Linked DNA regions of Homo sapiens: region 2 is linked to region 1. A link is a loop called in an ENCODE intact Hi-C map of the cell type or tissue named here. Cell type or tissue: chondrocyte. All regions are shown on one strand.

Evidence for each region. A loop is a pair of places that touch in the nucleus more often than their neighbours do. Peaks named below come from ENCODE experiments on the same cell type or tissue, not always from the same donor. Only the 100,000 strongest peaks of a DNase experiment are listed, where the experiment ranks them.
Region 2: a loop joins it to region 1, with 6 times the contacts of the local background. A loop is called at or near these places in 9 of 110 quality-filtered maps.

Annotation. Positions count from the first base shown.
Region 1 is chr7:70,854,103-70,862,102 of GRCh38, reverse strand. No RefSeq gene overlaps it. Among named protein-coding and RNA genes, the nearest start is that of GALNT17, 270 kb to the left of the region's middle. RefSeq lists an enhancer at 3,000-3,949. In chondrocyte, a CTCF peak has its summit at 4,997 (motif pointing left); a DNase peak (open chromatin) is centred at 5,013.
Region 2 is chr7:71,507,734-71,515,733 of GRCh38, reverse strand. All of the region lies in intron 5 of GALNT17 (polypeptide N-acetylgalactosaminyltransferase 17), which reads right to left. Among named protein-coding and RNA genes, the nearest start is that of MIR3914-1, 200 kb to the right of the region's middle. In chondrocyte, CTCF peaks have their summits at 3,830 and 4,032 (motif pointing right); no DNase peak of the experiment used is centred here.

The sequences.
Region 1 (8,000 bases):
GCTCAAGGGATCCTCCTGCCTCAGCCTCCCAAAGTGCTGGGATTACAGGTGTGAGCCACCATGCCCAGGCTTCTCGCTATCTATTCCTGCATAACAATCAACTCCAAATTTAGTGGCATTAAACAACAACTATTTTATTCTGCTCCCATACTCTGTGGGGCAGGACTTTGGACAGGGCACAGTGGGACTGTCTTGTCTCTACTCCATGTCGTCTGAGACTTCAGCTTGAAGATTAAGGGTGACCCAGTGGAAGGGGACTGGAATCATATGAGGGCTTGTTCACCCACATTTCTGGCAGCTGATGATGCCTGTTGACTGAGGCCTTGTTGAGATATCAGTTGGAAAAACTATATGTGGCCTCTCCTCGTGTTTGCTTGGGCTTCCTCACATCATGGCAGCTGGGTGTATCTGTATCACCTTTTACCACCTAGCCTTGGAAGTCACATAGCATCAGTTCTGCCATAGTCATAAGAGTGTCCAGATTCAAGGACAGAGAATGGAGACCCCAACTCTTGATAGGAGGAATATCAAAATGAGAAGAACATATGGACAGGAAGCATTGGTGCAGCTATTTATGGAAAATACAATCTGCCACAACTCCCAAATAGAATTCTGGCCTGTAGTCCATGACAACAAAGGGAAGCCAGGATTGGAGTGGTCAGTTGTCCTTCCAAAGCATGTGAGCTAATATCCCTCTCTCAGAAAGAGTTCAGTAGCATGGCTCTCTACTACTAGAAAAAAAGTCCAAAATCCTGTCTAATCTGGCTTCAGCCTATTTGACAAGCTTGTCTCCAACTACCTCCCTGTGCTATATTCACATTAGATGATTTACAGTCCTTGAATTTGTCCTAAACTATAAATTCTTCCTTGCCTTCTCCCAGGCTGATTCTTAAACTGGGATTGTTCTCCTTTTGACATGCTTTGATGTTAAGGCAAACTGTAGCAAGTTGCCTATCTTAGCCTTCCTTGGAAGACAAGAAGTTCCCATTAAGGGACAGTTACCCATCCGGGAAAGGCAGACAGCTGACTGTGAGGCTAGTTGATCGCTGTGCTTGTCACCCTCACCCCAAAATGAGTCCTAATCACTGCCCCAACTACTGCCTTTTCTGTAGGATTGTCTTCTCTGTGCAACCATTAAACATCCTTGCACCTCAGAGGTCTGTCCTTCCAGAGGTCAAAGTACCCTGATTCCAACCATAAAATCCCCACAAATTGAAGACTTGTCTGATTATCCTGACTTGGGGCTGGTTAATGGCTGAGCCAGAAATTGGGCCTTGTACTGAAGCACTTGGAGGCCAAGCTGAATTGTCCTGCGTGCAGACACCATGACTGAGAAGATGACTTCAATTAAAATGGAGTTAATTAAGCTTTGAGTCTTGAAATCTCTACTGAATCACTAAATTGGAAGGATGAAATAAACCCTCTACTCACTCAGCAGCGTTGGGTGAAGGGTCCAATGATGGGATCAGGCCCTACAGATAATATTTCCCCTTAGAGGGTCCGGTTTTTTCCTCCCTTAGGATATTGGGTGCAGAAAGTTAAGCCAATCCTAACACTCAGCTTGCAATCATTCTGACGTAACATAGTAGCTGTCTCACGAGTCCGTGTGAAGAGATCACCAAACAGGCTTTGTGTGAGCAACAAGGCTGTTTATTTCACCTGGGTGCAGGCTGGCTGAGTCCGAAAAGAGAGTCAGCAAAGGGTGGTGGGTTATCATTACTTCTTATAGGTTTTGGGACAGGCAGTGGAGTTAGGAGCAATGTTTTGCGGGCAGGGGATGGATCTCACAAAGTACATTCTCAAGGGTGGGGAGAATTACAAAGAACCTTCTTAAGGGTGGGGGAGATTACAAAGTATATTGATCAGTTAGGGTGGGGAAGAAACAAATCACAATGGTGGAATGTCATCAGTTAAGGCTATTTTCACTTCTTTTGTGGATCTTCAGTTGCTTTAGGAGATCTGGATGTAGACGTGCAGGTCACAGGGGATATGATGGCTTAGCTTGGGCTCAGAGGCCTGACAGTGGCCTCTCTTCACTCCCCTCCCACTCTCCAGACCCCACCACCAGAAGCATCCATCCTGATGGGTTTAATGTATCTTTGGATATATGTTCCTCTGTGTGTGTGTGTGTGTGTGTGTGTGTGTGTGTGTGTGTGTGTGTGTGTGTTGCTGTTTTGTGTATGCATTTATCTTCAGTTTATGTAAGTATCTCCTTCTGTTTGTTGTGCTGTTTCACTCAATGCTGCTTGTCGTTTAGCGTGGTTTATTGTTCTGTGCTATATATTAATCCTGTGTCAGGAGTGTCAGAGCTGTTTGAAACAGAGCTACTCCATCTTGAATAAGAGCTGGGTAAATAAGACTGAAGCTTACTGGGCTGCATTCCAGGGAAATTAAGGCATTCTAAGTCACAGGATGAGATGGGAGGTCAGCACACGATACAGGTCGCAAAGACCTTGTTGATAAAACAGTTGCAGTAAAGAAGCCAGCCAAATCCTGTCAAAACCAACATGGCGACTAAGGTCACCTCTGATTGTCCTCATTGCTCATTATATGCTAATTAAAATGCATGAGCACGCAAAAGACAGTCCCAGCAGTGCCATGACTGTTTGCAAATGCCATGGCAACACCAAGAAGTTACCCTATATGGTCTAAAAAGGGAAGGAACCCTCAGTTACAGGAACTGCCCACCCCTTTCCAGGAAAACTCATGAATAAACCACCCCTTGTTTAGCGTATAATCAAGAAAGAATGATAACATTAAATATAGTTAACCAGCAGCCCTTGGGGCTGCTCTGCCTATGGAGTAGCCATTCTTTATCCCTTTACTTTCTTAATAAACTTGCTTTCATTTTACTGTATGGATTCACCTTGATTTCCTTCTTGTGCAAGATCCAACAACCCTCTCTTGGGGTCTGGATCAGGACCCCTTTCTAATAACAGGGGGATTTGGCTCTCTCTACCTCCCCACTTCAACTACCAATGCCATGATGACATTGTTACATGGATCTCCCTTGTAGAGATACAGTGGGGTTGATGGGCATGCAGTCTACCCATTCTTAATTCCAGTAACTCCTACCAGGGTGCTCCCCTGAACACTGCATCAAGATATCCTCCCATCAACAGTGGATACATATCAATTGCCAGTTCCTCTATCCTCACCAACACTTGGCTTTATCTACCTTTCTAAATCTGCCAAATCTGATTGGTGTGAATAGTATCTCACTCATGTTATAAATTCTGTGATCACTAGGGATGTTGAGCAGTTCTTCATGTTCACATTAGCCATTTGCATTTCTGCCTCAATGAATTCTTATCATTTGCCCACTTCTCAAATGGATTTCTAGGAGGCTTTAGTTGGATTTCTTTCCAACCTTATGTAAAATTCTTTTTTTTCTGACAAAAAAATGCCATTTAGAAAGGAATTTCTTACCTAGAATAACTATTAATCCCTTGTTTGTTTTTAATGTTAAAAATATATTTTTTAATCTGTTAACTCTGCCTGTAAGTTCTTCGTTAAATAGAAATTCTTAATTTTGATTTACAACTTAGAGTTTTGCATTGGTTAGCACAGGCTGAGCTGTGTAACAGATAGACTCAAACATGTATTAAGTGACTTAACACAATAGAAGCTTATTTCTCTCTCACACAGCAGTCCACCATAGTTCCGAGCCATCAACAGGGAATAAGGTTGGGGGTTTTATTCTCTGTTGATGGCTCACAGGCTGAGTCACAGGTTGACATGGCCCCACCATCTTCATCCTTGTAGTTGTCATTCTAGTTGTCATGAGGGGATGGCTGGCCCTGCTGTTTTCTACCCTGCGGTAGTTCCTAGGAGGTGAGCAATATGCTGAAAGCAATATGGGAAGAGAAAGGAAATGAGCAAAGATCTCAACCCCAACCTAATGAAGAAAATAAAAATATTTTACCCCAAAATATATTTCTTTGGCATAACTTGAAATAGCTGCTGCAGAGCCAGCAAATAGAGTTGGCCTTGCAAAGCTGTCTTTGTGGGGAAAATTTGCATCTGTAGAGAATCTTCATTAACATAGCCACATGTCCCCCTTTCTATGCCTTTTTTAGATCTAGGAGTGATTGAGAATCTGACACCTTTAAACCTTTGAAAAGAAACTTACTATCTAGTCACTCTGAGGGAGACTTCATCTACATAACAAGGCCACCTTTGGAGCCAAGCCTCTTCCTTTCTTCTTCCCATAAACTGTCTTGCCACTAAAACCTATTTTGGACATATTCTGAGTCTGGATTCTTTCTGTAATTTCAAGATGGCAGATTAGCTTCTGCCACCTATTGGGAAGCTGGATCTTCATACTGAAGGCTCTCGTGTATACACATTAAATAAATTTGTATGCCTTTCTCCGATAACTCAATCAGCCTTGTGACAGTAATTTTTTAGCTAACCTGTAGGGGGGCCAATAGCCCTGGCCCCCACCCTAATCTCTGTGGCTGCCTTTCCCTCCCCTGTGGGGCCCAACCACCCTCTGACTCCTCTGACTCCTCTTTTTATATTAGACTCTGAAATCCATAAAACACTTCTTCCTTCTGTGACTTCTCCAAATGTTGGAGGAAGACAGTTGTCTGTGTTCATTCACCATCTTGTTAGAAATCCAAAAAATGCATCTAGAGTCTTACATTTCTCCAGAGAAGTGAAACAGTCATCTGTCTGCTCATACGCCCCCTAAGAGTTTCTTCCTGGAGTAGCCTAAATATATCTCCTCTTCCCAACTCCACAACCAACTTTTCTTAACCATTCTAATCTCAAGATCACTGATTCTCCTCAAAGAGATTTGAGCAGCCTTTTTCTATAACTCTGTAAATACACTCAAGTCAGTAACCCAATCCTGCAATTGTACTTTTTGTACATAGAAGCCTATTGCTGCAGGAAAAGAGCACAGAGAAAACTTAAATTCACTGATCAAGTTTATCCACCTGCTGCCTATGGAAATTGTTCCAATGGGCTGGTGCAGAGCGCCCCCTGGTGGCCAGAGTTCAGTTTTTCTCCAGGTGTTCTTAGCGATTCCCTCCAGGACAATTTTATGGGTTTTCTGTTGTTTTGTTTTTGAGTCAGAGTCTCACTCTGTGCCCTGGGCTGGAGGGCAGTGGTGCAATTATGGCTCACTGCAGCCTGAAACTCCTGGGCTCAAGCGATCCTCCTGCCCCAACCTCCCAAGTGGGTGGGACCACAGTTATGTGCCACCACGCCCAGCTATTTTTAAAATTTTTTTGTAGAGACGGGGTCTCGCTATGTTGCCAGGCTGGTTTCAAACTCCTGCCCTCAAGCGATCCTCCCACCTCCGCCTCACAAACTACTGGGATTACAGGTGCTGCCCCCAGCCCCCGGGATGTTTTTCTGTCTCCTCGAGACCTCCTGCACTCCCCAGCTACACTGGCTGCTTCTCACCTTTGATTTTTAACTACCACCCACCCAGATGCAAAGAACTTGGAACATACACCTCCAGCCTGACTTTCCCCTGAACTCTAGACCATGCATCTGACCACCTCCTAGACTTCTGTCCCTAGAAGCTCCATGGACCGGCAGCTCAGACTCAACATGCCCCACCTGGAACCCATCATTTCCCCCTAGCCGGCTCCCTGTGTACTCCTGACCTCAAGGGCTGACACCACTATCTTCTGCAGAGTCACACTGACTCCCCTTCCCCTCGTGATCTGCTGTGGGTTGAATCATGCCCTCCAAAAAGACAAGTTGAAATTCTAAGTCTTCATACCTGTAACTGACACAGTATTTGGAAATAGAGACTTTGCAGATGTAATTAAGATGTAAATCAACTCATGCCTGTAATCCCAGTGTTTTGGGAGGCAGAGGCAGGACAATTGCTTGAAGTCGGGAATTCAAGACCAACCTGGGCGACATAGCAAGACACACCTCTACAAAAAAAAAAAAAAAAAAAAAAATTATCTGGGCATTGTGGCTTATGCCCATAGTCCCAGCTACTGGAGAGGCCAAGGCAGGAGGATCGCCTGACTCCAAGAGTTTGAAGCTGCAATGAGCTATGATTGTGCCACTGCACTCCAGCCTGGGTGACAGAGTGAGACCCTATCTCAAAAACAAAGAAACTGGCCGGGCACGGTGGTTCACACCTGTAATCCCAACACTTTGGGAGGGCGAGGCGAGCAGATCACCTGAGGTCAGGAGTTCAAAACCAGCCTGGCCAACATGGCGAAACCCCATCTCTACTCAAATATAAAAATTAGCCAGGTGTGGTAGCGTGCCCCTATAGTCCCAGCTACTTGAGAGGCTGAGGCAGGAGAATCGCTTGAACTCGAGAGGTGGAGGTTGCAGTGAGCTGAGATGGCACCATTGCACTCCAGCCTGGGCAACAGGAATGAAATTCCGTCTCAAAAAAAAAAAAAGAAAAGAAACAAGCAAATAAATAAATAAATGAAAGTTGAGATCACACCAGAGCAGGATGGGCCTCTATTCCAATATGACTAGTGTCCCTATAATAGAGAAACAGAGAAGCACACAGGGAGAGCTCCATCTGGCAACCCAGGCAGGACTGGAGTGACACAGCTACCAGCCAGAGTAACAGAGATTGCTGGCCACAAGCAGGAGCCCAGAAGAGGCAGAGAAGGATTCTCCTAGAGTCACAGACAGAGCAGGGCCCTGCTGACCCCTGGATTTTGGACTTCTAACCTCCAGGACTGTGAGAGAACACATGTCTGTTGTTTCAAGCCACCCACTGTGTGGTACAAGCACAGATCGTGTCATTGCACTTGGCTTTACTGAGCTTCGCATATACTGTCCTTACGAATGGCAGGTTTGTGGCAATCCCGCCTCAAGCAACGCTCTAGGCACTGTTTTTTCAACAGCACATGCTCACTTCATATCTCTGGGTCACGTTTTGGTAACCATCACAGTATTTCAAACTTTTTCATTATGATTATATGTGTTATGGTGATCTGTGATGAGTGATCTTAGATGTTACTGTTGCAGTTGTTTTGGAGCAGTACAAACCCTACAAGGTAGAGAAATGAACTGATGCGTGTTCTGACTGCTCCTCTGACCAGCTGCTCCCCATCTCTCTCTTTCTTTGGGCCTCCCCATTCCCAGGGACACAGCAATATTGAAATTAGGCCAACTAATAACTTTACAATGTCCTCCAAGTTGTTAAAGCAAACTAAATATGGCCCTAGAAGGACTCCGTACTTCTATATTGGAGTCCTTATGGATGAACTCTAACCTATCTTAATAGTCAGGCGAGATGGGAAACCTAATTCAGGAGTTGGCACCTGTAACAATAACTGAGTCTTGGCCAATCCCTGCAGCCATACTTCAACCACTCGTAGACTGCTAAGTGTTCACACTGTGTTCAAATAAGGCAAACGCCAACCTGTAACCAATCCAGCTGTTTCCGTACCTCGTTGCCAATGTCTGTACTTTTTTTTTTTTCTATAAATCTTCTTTCACCACGTGGCTATGCTACAGCCTCTGTGAATCAGCTGTGATTCTGGGGGCTGCCCAATTCACAAATCGTTCATTGCTCAATTGAACACCTTTAAATTTAATACGGCTGAAGTTTGTTTGTTTGTTTGTTTAATCAAAGTGTTCAAGTGAAAGGAAGAGTCACACATCTCCCACTTCACATCAAAAGCTAGAAATGATTCTGCTTAGTGAGGAAGGCAGGCCAAAAGTCAAGACAAGCTGAAAGCCAGGCCTCTTGCACCAAACAGATAAACAAGTTGCAATTGCAAAGGAAAGTTCTTGAAAGAAATTAAAACTGCTACTGCAGCAAACACATGAATAAGAAAGTGAAGCAGCTGTATTGTTGGTGTGGAGAAAGTTTTAGTGGTATGGATAGAAGATCAAACCAGCCGCAACATTCCCTGAACCAAGATCCAATCCAGAGCAAGTCCCTCATTCTCTTCAATTCTAGGAAGGCTGAAAGAGGCGAGGAAGCTGTAGAAGAAAAGTCTGAAGCTAGCAGAGCTTGGCTCATGAGGTTTAAGGAAAGAAGCTGTCTCCAT
Region 2 (8,000 bases), 650 kb before region 1:
CTCAGATACTTTTTGGTTTACATAAGCAAGTACTAAATTCCTCAATTATCTGAATGAGGAAGGTGATAATTCTCCTCTCCCCATGGGGAAAGGAACAGAGATTTAAAGAAAGATGAGCCAATTTAAAGAGGGCCTGTATCCATGAGTAGGGAGTGCGGGTGCTATCCAGGGTCTAATCAGAACCTCAGGGAGTGCTCCTTAGAAGCCCAACCTCGAAAGACACTATCACTGCGTCTGATGAAGTCCTTTCTTGACCACAAAGCCCACTCAGGAGAAAGTAAAAGACAGAGAGAAACTTAGGTGATGTAGCTTGTTACATAATTAAGAAGCTTCAGTACAAGACTAGTAATGTAGACACAGGACTGTCCCCTCCATCCCCTTCCAGCTGCATTCCACTAGCAGGAATCTCCTGGCAGACGCACAGTCCAGTGGACTCAGGGTTGAGGGAGATGTGTAGTCCCAGAAATGCAATGCCAACCCGAGCCTCTCCCCAGCTCCTAAGGCATTTCTCTCTCTTTGTATCCTTTGTGAACCAATCATGGAGTGGTGTATTAGTCTGTTCTAACACTGCTATAAGGACATACCTAAAACTGGGTAATTTATAAAGAAAAAGAGGTTTAACGGACTCACAGTTCCACATGGCTGGGGTAGCCTCACAATCACAGCAAAAGGTGAAGGAGGAGCAAAGGCACATCTTACATGGCAGGAGGCAAGAGAGAATGAAAGCCAAGCGAAAAGGGAAACCCCTTATAAAACCATCAGATCTCGTGAGATTTATGCACTATCACAAGAACAGTATGGGAGAAACTGCCTCCATGATTGAATTATCTCCCACCAGGTCCCTCCCACAACACGTGGGAATTACGGGAGCTACAATTCAAGATGAGATTTGGGTGGGGACACAGCCAAACCATATCAGGTGGTCAGGCTCTGGTGAGGGATGATTCACTGCCCAACTGAAACTGATCAAAGCAAGACAGTAATTTTGGCAACTGCAAACCAAGAAGTTTGAATGTATACCTTAGAGAAATGAAGCCATTAGAGACAGAGTCAGGCTGAGCAAGGAATTAAGATTAGAACACATTTCAGAAAGACAAACTAGATTTCCAGTGACAGGCTAGACAGGCATGGAGGTCCTGGGGCCCGTTAGGAGATTTTTACCAAAAGAGATGGATGATGAGATGGGTATTGGATGAGGATGGGCTGGAGAAAAGAAAGACAGATGGTAGAGATTTACAATAGTAGATCCATCAGGACTCAGTGCCTACATCTCAAGGAAGGCACTGGGGACAGCAGTACCCCAGGTCCCAAAAAGGGCCCTCCACCCCCCACTGTTTATGAGCTCAATAGGGTTCATTTACCTTTCACCTGGTAAGGGTACCTTACCTTTCACCTGGCTAGCGTCTACCTCTTTGGGTCAGGTTAGACCACAGTGCCATCCTTGATCGTTCCCAGCTGCGCCAGTGTGCTCCCATAATGCCTCTTAGAGTCATATCACCTACCCCATCATGCAGTTTTTTGTTGGTGGTGTTGCTTTTTGAGATAGGGTCTTGCTCTATCACCTAGGCTGGAGTGTGGTAGCATGATCATAGCTCACTGCATCCTTGACCTCCTGGGCTCAAGCAATCCTCCTGCTTCAGCCTCCTGAATTGCTAGGACTACAGATACATGCCACCATGCCCGGCTAAATTTTTAAATTTTGCTTTTGTAGAGACAGTCTTGCTGTATTGCCCAGGCTGGTCTCAAACTCCTGGTCTCAAATGATCCTCCTGCCTCGGCCCTGCAAAGTGCTGGGATGACCGGCATAAGCCACCATGCCCAGCTCTCCACTGTGAATTCCTGTAATTGACTCATCTGTTTTCCCAACCAGACCTTACACTCTACAGAGCAGCAGTGCCATTTGTCTCAATTATCATTGAACCCACAGTCCCAGGATACAGAAAGCCTTTCTTCCATGTCAATTTCTCTTACTAAATTTTCCTACATACTTTTTCTCCTAGGAAAAGTTAACTAGTACCTTAAAGGATTAAAAAAAAAAATAGCCAAGGGGCCGGGAGCAGTGGCTCACACCTGTAGACTCAGCACTTTGGGAGGCCGAAGTGGGCGAATCACTTGAGGCCAGGAGTTAGAGACGAGCCTGGCCAACATGGTGAAACTCTGTCTCTACTCAAAATACAAAACTTAGCCAGGCATGGTGGAGCATGCCTGTAGTCACAGCTACTCGGGAGGCTGAGGCAGGAGAATCGCTTGAACTGGGGAGGCGGAGGTTGCAGTGAGCCAAGATGGTGCCACTGCACTCCAGCCTGGGCGACACAGCAGGACTCAGTCTCAAAAACCAAAAAACAAAAAAACAAAAAAACAAAAAAAAACACCAAGGGAAGATTGGCCATGAGTTGATAATCGTTCAAGCTGGGTGATGGGTGCAGGGAAGTTTGTTATATTTTTCTCTCTACTTTTGTATATGTGTAAATTTTCCAATCGTGGAGTGGTGTATTAGTCTGTTCTCACAGACTAATAAAGAGCTGCAAATGAAAATAAAGTGAAATTGCCAAGAGAGGAATAAAAGTTGGAATTCAGGGTTCCTTGACTCCTAGGGAACGGCCCAATCCATAAAAGACAGCTCAGCCTTTAGTTACAACAACCATCCCTGAAAAACAACACAAACAGCTTAATCAACCCGAGAACACAGAAAAGGCTGTTTGTGAAACTTAATTGCCATTTTAATGTGTTTTAATTGCACAGAAATGCTATTTAATGTAGTGTTTCAGTTTCCATTTGCCATTTTGAGAAATTTCAGTGCTCAAAAAAGAGGAGGCCAGGTTGGAGCTAAAGGAATCTTGGCCCATTTGACAATCATGAAATGTTTCCCTTGACAGCCGACCTGGGCCTCAGGCCTGATTCTCCTCATTCTCCCCACTCCACCACTGCCTTCCCCTTGCATACAAGGAGACAAGTTTGTGCCTGGTTGTCAGAACAGAGAGAGGGAACAATGCCTAGGGCAGTACCTGGGCACAGTTCATTACCAGAATAACTGGGGCACAGCCAAAGTGGGCCACTTCCCAGGGGGTGGACCAGAGAGCCCTGAAAAATAGCTCCAGCCTCAATGGTCTCTCACGTTCATCTCTGAAGGGGCATCAGAGCAGAGAAACAGAAAGAGCTGAGAAGCAACGTTGCCGTCTTGAACATTTCTGCTCATGGCCCAAGCTGACTGAAGCGGTTTTTCAAAGAACATCTTCCCAGAAGGCTGGTGGACGACTTGGAGGTCTTTTATGAGTCAGAGACAGCTAGGCTTTCCTAAGGAGCTGGAAGTCAGGGCATGTCCACCCAGACAGAAGAACAGCTACCCTGGGCTACCTCTCACTGTCACGTGTCACGACACAGAGAGCAAAGAAGGGGAACTTCCATGATGTCAGAAGGCTGCAACCCAGGGCCGGGCACAGTGGCTCATACTTATAATCCCAGCACTTTGGGAGGAGTGAGGCGGGCGGATCACTTGAGGTCAGGAGTTTGAGACCAGCCTGCGTAACAAGGTGAAACCCTGTCTCTACTAAAAATACAAAATTAGCTAGGAGGCATGGTGGCACACACCTGTAGTCCCTGCTACTTGGGAGGCTGAGGCGGGAGAATCGCTTACACCTGGGAGGAGGATGTTGCAGTGAGTCAGTACATCAGCCTGGGTTAACAAGAGTGAAACTCTGTCTCAAAAAAAAAAAAAAAAAGGCTGGAACCCAAATTAGTACATTGACATAGGGTTAGTGTTGAGACTTAACTGCAGATAGAAGGAAAAATTCCTTTTGATCCTGGCAGATGGGACATGTGTCCTAAGAGTACTGTGGTACATGGCAGTGACTACCAGAAATGTCTAGCAGAAGCACAACTCTGGGAAATATGACAAGAGAAGGGACCCCTGGGCAATCCAAGCAACAGCATCAGAGATGTCTGTTGTGGGTGATATGCAGGACTGCCACCTAAGGTTGTGGAGGTTGTGCACTGCCCAACTATAGGGGGCACTATGGTAGACTTATTTATTAATGATGATGGTTTTCCAGTAGATGGCAGGAAAGGGTCTTCAAAAAGGGTACTTTTGCCTAATTTGCATAAAGTGATACTTAGGCTAGCAGGGGTGCTAGTGACAGGGCCCATGTCCTAGGACTGGAGTTTAATGGCTGGACAAGGGCCACATGGGGCTGGAGAAGCCTTGCAGGAATCCATTGCTAAAGGGATGAAGTCCTAGGCAAATGAACTAGGTCTCAACAGGAAATCAGATCAGGCTGTGCCACTGCGTGAAAGTCTTCAAAAGGCTTCCCATTGCTGTTGCAATAAAATTGCCTAGGGCCACGAGGGTTGCTTGCAGGATCTGCTGCTCTCACGCTCTCCCCTAACCTCATTCTGCCCCTCAACCCCTATTACCCACACTCCAGGCACCCTGGTTTCCTATCTGATCCTTGCCAAATCCAAGCCCATTCCCACTTCCTTGTCTGTGCATTCGAACCCACTGCTTGAGATGCTCGGCCCTGTCCTGCTAAGCTGGGTCCATCTCTCTCTCTTTTTTAGAGACAGGGTCTTCCTCTGTCACCCAGGCTGGAGTATGGTGCATGATCATGGCTCACGGCAGCCTTGACCTCCCGGGATCAAGTGATCCTCCTGCCTCAGCCTCCTGAGTAGCTGGGACTACAGGTGTGCACCACCATGCCTGGCTAATTCTATCATTATTATTATTATTTGTGAAGATGGGGTCTTACTATGTTGCCCAGGCTGATCTGGAACTCCTGGCTTCAAGGGATCCTTCTGCCTCGGCCTCCCAAAGTACTAGGATTACAGGTGTGAGGCACTGCATCCAGCCTCGGCTGGTCCAACCTCATCTTGCAGGTCTCAGTTCAGACAGGCATACCCTGACCTTCTTCTCCAAACCAACATTCCCTTCCTACCTGGGAAGAGGATGCAATCAATAGAATGAACATCATGAGGACAGGCTTTTCATAACAGCCTCCCTGGAGCTTAAGAATAAAAGGCACAATTTAAAGAGAAGGATGCAAAAGAGACCCCTGAATGAGAAGAATGGAGAGGAAGCCTGGTAAGGAGACACTGTCAGGACCTGGCCTGCATCCCTGAGGTCTCCCTACACCTGCTGAAGCCCTTGGCTTCCAGGGCCTTTTGATCTGGGTGGATTCCGTGTTCTCCCAGCGATTATGACCTTGGCCTATGAGTCTGCACTCTGAGGCAAGTTGGAAGTGGCAGGAAATTAGCACCCAGGCATGACCCAACTGATGGAGGACAAAATTTGGGTGGACAAAAACCTCAGCAAATCTACAGACAGGCAGTACATTAGTGATTGTCTAGGGCTGGGAGGGATGGAGGGGCTGAGAGATGATAGCTAAGAAGTATGGGGTCTCTTTCTGAGGTAATGAAAATGGTCTAAAATGGATTGTGTTGATGGACACACAATTCTGTGAATATTCTAAAAGCCATTACATTTTACATTTCAGGGGCCAGGTGCAGTGGCTCATGCCTGTAATCCCAACACTTTGGGAGGCCAAAGTGGGAGGATCACTTGAGGCCAGGAGTTTGAGACCAGCCTGGGCAATAGAGCAAGGCCCCATCTCTACAAAATATTAAAAAACATTAGCCAGGCGCAGTGGTGCACACCTGTAGCCCCAGCTACTCGGGAGACCAAGGCAGGAGGATTGCTTGAGCCCAGGAGTTCAAGGCTGCAGTGAGCTATGATTGCACCACTGTACTCCAGGTTGAATGAGAGACAGAGAACCTGTCTAAAGAAAAAAAAAATTGTACACTTTAAATGGAGAATTGCATGTCATGTACATTATATCTCAATAAAGCTAATTAAGAAAAACAAAAGACCCCCAGTGTCCTCTTCTCTCTTGGGGCAGTGTTGAAGGATGCTGCATCCCGTTTCTCTGGGGATCTCCGGCAGGTTGAACCCCAGCTGCCCATAGCAGTGACCCAATTAAGCCTCCATCTCTCTGTTCCCATGTCCTGCCTCCCTTCCCCTGACAGTGCTTTCTGGGATCAGCTCCCAAAGGAATTGCATGCCCAGATCCTAGCCTCAGGCTCTTTGGGAGCATCCCAAAAAAGATACAGGCTCTAGTTTGAATCCTAGCTCCTGTGACAAACTTATGAGCTATGTGACTACGGGCAAGTTTAAGGCTCAGGAAAGCCAAGTGTTTCCCTAGCTACACAACAGAGATAATTATACCCACTTGGTCAACATACTTGTGAGGATTAAATGAGATAGCAAATTATAAATACCCAGAATGGGGCTGAGCACAAGTATTAACAGAGATAGGGGTTAGCTTGAGTATACAGACACTCCTCCACTTATGCTTGGGGTTACATCCCCATACACCCATCCTAAGCTGAAGGGTGGGGACTTGGAACACCTAAGTGGAAAATGCACTTCCTGTACTTAATCTCCAGAATATCACAGCTTAGCCTAGGCTATATTACATGTGCTCAGAACACTTACATTAGCCGGCTGTCGGGGAAAATCATCTAACACAGACTATTTTATAATAAAGTGTTGCATATCTCATGTAATTTATTGAATACTGTATTGAAAGCGAAAAACAGAAATGGTTGGATGGGTACTCGAAGTACGGATTCTACTGAATGTGTATTGCTTTCACACCCTTGCAAAGTGGGAAAATCGTTAAGTCGAACCATCGTAAGGCAAACAATTTTTAAGTCGGAAACTGTTTTTATGGTGGAGTGGCTGGAAGAGAAAGCAGGTGAGAGGCTGTATGTACGCAGACACACGGGAACGGGCATGCACACGCATACACACACAGACACATGCACACGAGCGCACGCACAAGAACGTGTCCAGGGTACCTTCCTGGGAACTTCTGAAGCTCCAGAACCTGGCAAAAGACTCTAAGCAAACTGCAAAACCAGCGGCCCCACAACCAGGGAGCTCCTGGGTGTGAAGTCTGTCACTGGGGAAGGAACACAGTTTTCTGGAGGGAAGTGAAGCAGGGAGATAGTAAAACGCCCTCCAGGGTCCCTTTGGCCCCCACAGCCCGGGCATGAAGGCTGGGGACTTGGAGCACCTGGGTTCCTCAGAGCTGGTGCCGGCGAGGACCTGCAATCATCTCCTACACCCACAATGATAGCAGCTCCAGTAACACCCCGAGAGTCTGCTAACCACCCATGGGCCGGGGGGTGCTGCGTGTGCTCACTTCTCTAGTTTTTAATGACTGCTCTAGCTTCCAAGGAGGCAGAAAGGCAGGCAAATGCTCTCACTGTTTAGCCAACGGCATCCAGGTTTCTGTCTCTTAAAAGCCAATTGGAAATTATACAGTGTCACAGATACAAACACAAGACCACAAATCTTTGCATGATGGAATCTGGATGCCAAATTGCTCTAATATTTCCAAGCTGCCAAAGCTTAGATCCAGGATTAGCTGGTTTCACGTAATTGCAACAGACATGGAAACCTTTTTAAAAATATGCTGATCAATGTCACACGCTTACGGTGGAGGTTGCGTTTATTTCTTGCCTCGCCTGGAGACCAGGTCTCTGGCTCTAAAAATTCCCCCAGGGAAAGAAACTAAGCAGAGGAAAGGAGAGGTTCACTCCAATGACTGGGGGGCATGCAGGCCTGCAGGAAGCCCCTCATTCCAGCAGCTCAGCCTCCATCTCATTACGGCAAGGAAACTAGGCACAATTAGAATGAGGGGGCTTAATTTCTTCGGGGTGGACTGGCGCAGCTTAAAATACTTAATATTTTGTTTTATCTTCATTGACTTGTCTAATAATGCAGAAAATATCCTCCTCGGGCATTGAACAAAGGAGATTATTCTGTCACACAAGCTTAACAAAGCCTGTGAGCTGCATGCTGATCTGAGGCGTGGGGAACTTGAAATCCTCCTGCTTAAAACAATTAGGCTTATCATTTGAGAGAGGAGCTTCCTTCTTCATCCTGCATGCAAACACCTCCCAGTTCCTTCCCAACTCTGGGCAAGTGTGCAGTGTTCTAGATC